Linked DNA regions of Homo sapiens: region 1 is linked to region 2. The links are chromatin loops, found by intact Hi-C in ENCODE. Cell type or tissue: chondrocyte. All regions are shown on one strand. Links, peaks and the distances in the headings refer to the core of each region. The heading gives the core; the rest is flanking DNA.

Region 1 (2,805 bases), core at 266-2,765, 800 kb after region 2:
ATTGCTGATCCGTATTTTAGTTGGATTTTCCAGAGAGATTAAAATGGAACCAATTTCTGGAATCCAGGAATGGAGGATTAGTGAATGGCATGGGAAGGGCATGATTAGAAATGGATTGTTTATATACAATATTTCCATCTCCATGATTGGGAAATTGAGAAATCTCCTGCATTTAGGATTCCTGAAGAGGATTATGCTTATAAGATAGAAAAGCTTAAGTTCAGATCCCAATTCTACTCATTATTTATTGTGAGACCTTGAAAAAGTTACCTAACTTCTCAGCCTCACTTGCATTCGTCTATCAAAGGGGATAAGGAAAGTACACAGAATTGAGAATGTTCTTGTCCCAGTGCCTGGTACCTGCTACACAATAACTATTACTGTGGTCACTTATTAATTATTGAAATATTAGTATGTGTTGAGAACATTTGACAAGTGTTTAAAAATAAAACTAATATCAATCGTTTTGGCAGTGCAAGCCTGAAAAAGCAATTAAGTCAGTAGGGCTGAAGGGAGTATCTTTAATTTGGGGTCTCAGTTCTAAAACACAAGTTGAAAATAGATTTAAAATGTTTCCTCAGAGTTGTAAGAACTTGCATGTAGAGGAATTCTTCCCATACAAATCTGTGGTTTTCTGCTTCTATTTCTGCCTCCTATCCTATAACCATGAACTTGTGTGTTTGATCTTGTAAGCCCATTAGAAATCAACTGCCCAGTCTTCCCAGTATGTACTTTTCTTTTCCACAATACACAGAGGTTTGGTTATTCGTGAATAATGTATAAGTAACACACACTGGAATATTAAAAATTACCGATCACTACTTATAATAATGTATTATTAATAGTGTTGGGAAATTTCCTTTCTACTTAGTAAGATTTTCATTAATCTAGGCCCTTACAACTAATGTTTCATCTGACTAATGATAGTTATTAAAGCTTGTGCCTTAGCAATGAAGATGTAAAAGATGCCTTTTTTCAAAGCACGTCAATCATTTTAGTATTTAAAAAATTATTTTAGGTTTTAATAGTCTTAAAAGAACCACAAGTAATATTCTGAATGCAAGTTTTGGTTGACTTGAGGTTTTAGTAATACCTCATGTTTTATTGTTTTTCAGTGTGTGGTAAACATCCACAGATAAACTAGATAACTTGTATTGGTACATGCATATATCTTTTTAAAATTTTAATAGTTATGTGTTTGTTTTGGAGGTATTTCTTTTTCAATAAATCTGAATAAATTGTGATTTTCTTTAAAGAGAAGTATTAAGTAATATTTAGTATTAAGCAATTAAACTAATTAAAATAAGTAGTTAGTGAATGCTGATATTTTGTAATAACTGCAATTTTATTTACATTAATAGTAAATTACTTTATCATAAAAGGTTTAGTTTTTTTTTTTTTAAAGTATTTTCAGTCTTCACATCTTGTTCTGGAGGAACAAAAACAGAAGCAGGGCATCCTCTAGTGGCTGTAGTGCATATTGCATTTACCCTTGAAATGATAATTCTAAATAATTTATTCAGCAAACATTTGAGTCCTTACTAAGTGCATAAGACTCTGATGGGTGTTGGAGATGCCCCGTCCTGCTGTCATGGAATTGTGGTGAAGTGACAGAGACAGACATTAATTCAAATAGTCGTAGACAAAGCTATGTAATTACAAACTGAAGTAAAAGTTTTCGTTTCTGACTTCACCTGCATAGTCCCTGAGGAAGTGATGCTTGAAATGGAATGTTAGGAGAGAGTGGAAGATAGGTTGCAAGTACATTCTGCAGAGAGGAATTGAGCCTACAAAGGTCTTATAGCAGTGGGATACTTGAATAAAAGAAGGGGCCAGTGATGTGAGATGTTACAAAGTAAAGGGGAGTGCTATGAGACAGGTTTAGAAAAGAAGGCAGAGGCTAGTCTATAAAAGACCTTGTTAGTCACATTAAGGATTTTAGTCTAGATTAGTAGGTGAAAAGGCACTGGAGAGTTTTTTTTTTCCAGCTGTGACTTCATTTTTAAATTTATTTTTTAATATACGATTTTATGTATTCATTGTGTACATGATGTTCTTCAGTTTATATACATTGTGAAATGCTCAAATCTAGCTAAGTAACAAATGCATTACCTTACACATAGTTATCATTTTTGTGATGAGAAATTTGAACATCTACCCTTTTAGCAGTTTTCAAGAATACAATATATCATCATTAACTAGAGTCACCATGCTGTACAACAGAGCTCTTGAACTTATTCCTTCTATCTAACTCTAATATGAATGCTTTGATCAGTATCTCTACAATTGCCCCCCGCTGTGGAACTACCCCAGCCTCTGGTTACCACCATTCTGCTTCTAATTCAGTGGGGTCAACTTTCTTAAGTTCCACATAGGAGTGAAATCATGCAGTATTTGTGTTTCTGCACCTGGCTTATTTCACTTAGCATACCAGGCTTCAGGAACATCCGTGTTGTTGCAAACGTGTCTTTTGACTTTAAAGACAGTGAATGCTTCACAGAAGGCACTGGAGAGTTTTATACAAGGGGTAAGATGTTCAGATTTTCTTTTGAAAAAAGAAAAGCAAGTAATACTCTGGCTACATGGCAAGAAATGGATCAGAGAAGGGTTAGAGTATATAGGGGTGACCTATTCCTGCATTGCAGTAGTTCGCATAAGAGATGGTATACATCTTAAATTATAGAGGTGTCAATGGAGATTAAGACAAATGAACAGATTCAAGAAACACAAAGTGGACAATTGTTAGATTAAATAAAGGGGAAGAATAGGGTGTAAAGAACAATGCCTATTTCTCAGACTTACATA
Region 2 (2,805 bases), core at 108-2,607:
AAATACATGACCTAATTTGATTGCTGGAGAGGTAGGTAAGGCAGATACCAGAAACCCACACTTTATAGAAATTCTATCTTTTTTTAGGATGAGTTCATGTCCTTTGCAGGGACATGGATGAAGCTAGAAATCATCATTCTCAGCAAACTATCACAAGGCCAGAAAACCAAACACCGCATGTTCTCACTCATAGGTGGGAATTGAACAATAAGAACACTTGGACATAGGGTGGGGAACATCACACACCGGGGCCTGTTGTGGCGTGGGGGAGCGGGGAGGGATAGCATTAGGAGATATACCTAATGTAAATGACGAGTTAATGGGTGCAGCACACCAACATGGCACATGTATATATATGTAACAAACCTGCACGTTGTGCACATGTACCCTAGAACTTAAAGTATGATAATAAAAGAAAAAAAAATTTTTTTTGAGACAGAGTCTCTGTCGCCAGGCTGTTCCAGTCTCTGCATTCCAGGCTGGAATGCAGTGGCGTAATCTCGGCTCATTGTAACCTCCGACTCCTGTGTTCAAGCGATTCTCCTGCCTCAGCCTCCCGAGTAGCTGGGATTACAGGCATGCACCACTACACCTGGCTAATTTTTGTATTTTTAGTAGAGACGAGATTTCAGTATGTTGGCCAGGCTGGTCTCGAACTCCTGACCTCAAGTGATCCACCCGCCTTGGCCTCCCTAAGTGCTGGGATTATAGGCATGAGCCCCCGTGCCCGGCCTGAAATTCTATCTTGTGATAACATGTCAGGGATGAACTCAAAATACCCTTTGATGAATGTTCACATGATCAAATGGAATTCTTCTTCTCTCCCCTGCAGTGCCAGTGGTGAGGGGACTCTCAGGTGTTATCCTATAAGGTCCAGAACATGTTAACAGATGCTTTGTGTTTTGCTTTTTTTAACCATGGAAAGGGGAATTGGGAATTAGATGGACATTGAAGACAGACTTCTCTCCCAGCAAAACTATATGATTCTGGTTATCCATCTTAATATTTCTGCATGTCAATTTCCCATGGAAAATCAGGCTCATCACAGGAACCAGCTGTCATCACTTCTACTGTCTTACAAAGCGGAAACACAGCTTCTCGGCTATACTTGACAGTGGTATAGGAGTTTGCTATCATGTGTTTACGAAAATACAGTGATAAGAAACTTAAACACTTTGTTTCTTCTGGGAAAGTGAAGGAAGGATAAAGAGTGAAGCCCATTTCCACCCAAAGTCTAAGCTTACCAGCAGGTGGTGCTGTGACAAAAGCAATCAAGAGAAACCAAGGCAGGCAGGTGGGGTTTCTGGGTCCCAGAGATCGGCTCTGCTACCTCTCATCAAAGCCAGTGCTCGGGAGCAGGAGCGAAGGGCAGGAAGCTTGAGGGCAGCACAGGGCGGGCAGCATGCGCTGGATCCAACACCAAACAGTTTCTAGGGTCCTCGATCAGGGGTTCTTCTCCTAGCAAGGCTCACCACAGCTCTCCGCTTCCCGTTTCATTTCTTCCTTTCTCTCCCCTCAAAGCCCTTTCCCAATTATCTGGATTTCCAGCAGGAAGCAGGGAATAGAGCAGGCGGGAATGCCCTTCTCCCTAATACTTACCCTGCAGACACTGTGGCTTCAGGGATCTTCAAATATTAAGCACTTTAATATTCAGAAAGCACTTTCAGTTGTATAAGCAGCTCTACATATACTATTAGATGCTATCTGGATAAACAGAAATGCAAAGAAACTCCTCAGAAATAACTGAGGCAGCTCCTATGCAACCGCATGGAGACCTATCAGCTAAGTCTATGCCACTTTGGTCACTCAACATGTGCTTGACTGAATTACCTTTTCATCTAAATGCCCTACTTACCCCAAGCCTCCAAAGGGCAGTCTCACTCCAAGGTGCCTTACATGTAGTATGTGCACAATGGGACCGAAAAGAGACAATAAACCCAGCAGCAAGCACAAATAAACTGGAGGACTCAGGAAAAAAGCAATTCCAAGTCTCATACCCCTTTCTCCTGCAGCAGACACAGAAGTTAGGAAATGAGGTGTCCCTGCATCAGAGCTTGTGGGGCCCAGTGGCTGCCCCTGGCACAGAGTTGCTGTGGGGCCCATTTTAGAATCTGGAAGCGATTGCTGCCTCCGTGGACCACGCTCAGCCAGTTCTGACCACTCTGGAAGTGAGCTGCGGTGGAAGAGATCCACATACAAGGCCGGGGTGTGCTCCACCCCCGGGGACAGGTGAACCCTGCCCAGAGGGGGTTTAAGAACTGAGGAAGTCAGAGAAGCAGCCCAGACCTGCAGGAACTAAGGCGTCGGTGTGAGAGCTTGGAGTTGTCCACATCTGCTTCAACCCAGTGGGGCAGCCCGAGGGACAAGGTAAGGGGCTGGGAAGTGGAACCGGGGCAGGGGTCCCAAGGTGGTTTAGCTTCCAGTCTCAGCCAGAGCGCTCCGCCTGTACTGGGGAGTCAGCTTCCTTGGTCCCTGGGTCTCTCACTGGGCCGAGATGAGGCAATTCTCTTCCATGGCTTTAGTGGTTTCCAAAGAGCACTGTGTGCAAGTAGCCTGATGTGGAAATGAAGTACGGCCATTACGAAAACAAAGTCCACCCAGCGGCCTCCTAGAGGGGGACACAGAGCCCACCACCAAGTCTACTAGTTAAGAAATAAGAACTGCCCTGTCACTGAATTAGCCAGGTCCCACCCAAGGGCAGACCTAAAGAAGGAAGCCAGGTCTACATAGGAAGGTGGTCCATGTGAGATGAAGACCAACAGTATCTTCCACACAAGGTTCACACGTGTAGGGTGGGGGCGAGGT

The links. Peaks named below come from ENCODE experiments on the same cell type or tissue, not always from the same donor. Only the 100,000 strongest peaks of a DNase experiment are listed, where the experiment ranks them.
Region 1: a loop joins it to region 2, with 7 times the contacts of the local background. A loop is called at or near these places in 25 of 110 quality-filtered maps.

What each region holds. Positions count from the first base shown.
Region 1 is chr18:62,182,440-62,185,244 of GRCh38, reverse strand. All of the region lies in intron 1 of PIGN (phosphatidylinositol glycan anchor biosynthesis class N), which reads left to right. Among named protein-coding and RNA genes, the nearest start is that of PIGN, 3.2 kb to the left of the region's middle. In chondrocyte, for the core only: a CTCF peak has its summit at 1,460 (motif pointing left); no DNase peak of the experiment used is centred there.
Region 2 is chr18:62,981,297-62,984,101 of GRCh38, reverse strand. No RefSeq gene overlaps it. Among named protein-coding and RNA genes, the nearest start is that of PHLPP1, 270 kb to the right of the region's middle. In chondrocyte, for the core only: CTCF peaks have their summits at 1,040 and 1,262 (motif pointing right); no DNase peak of the experiment used is centred there.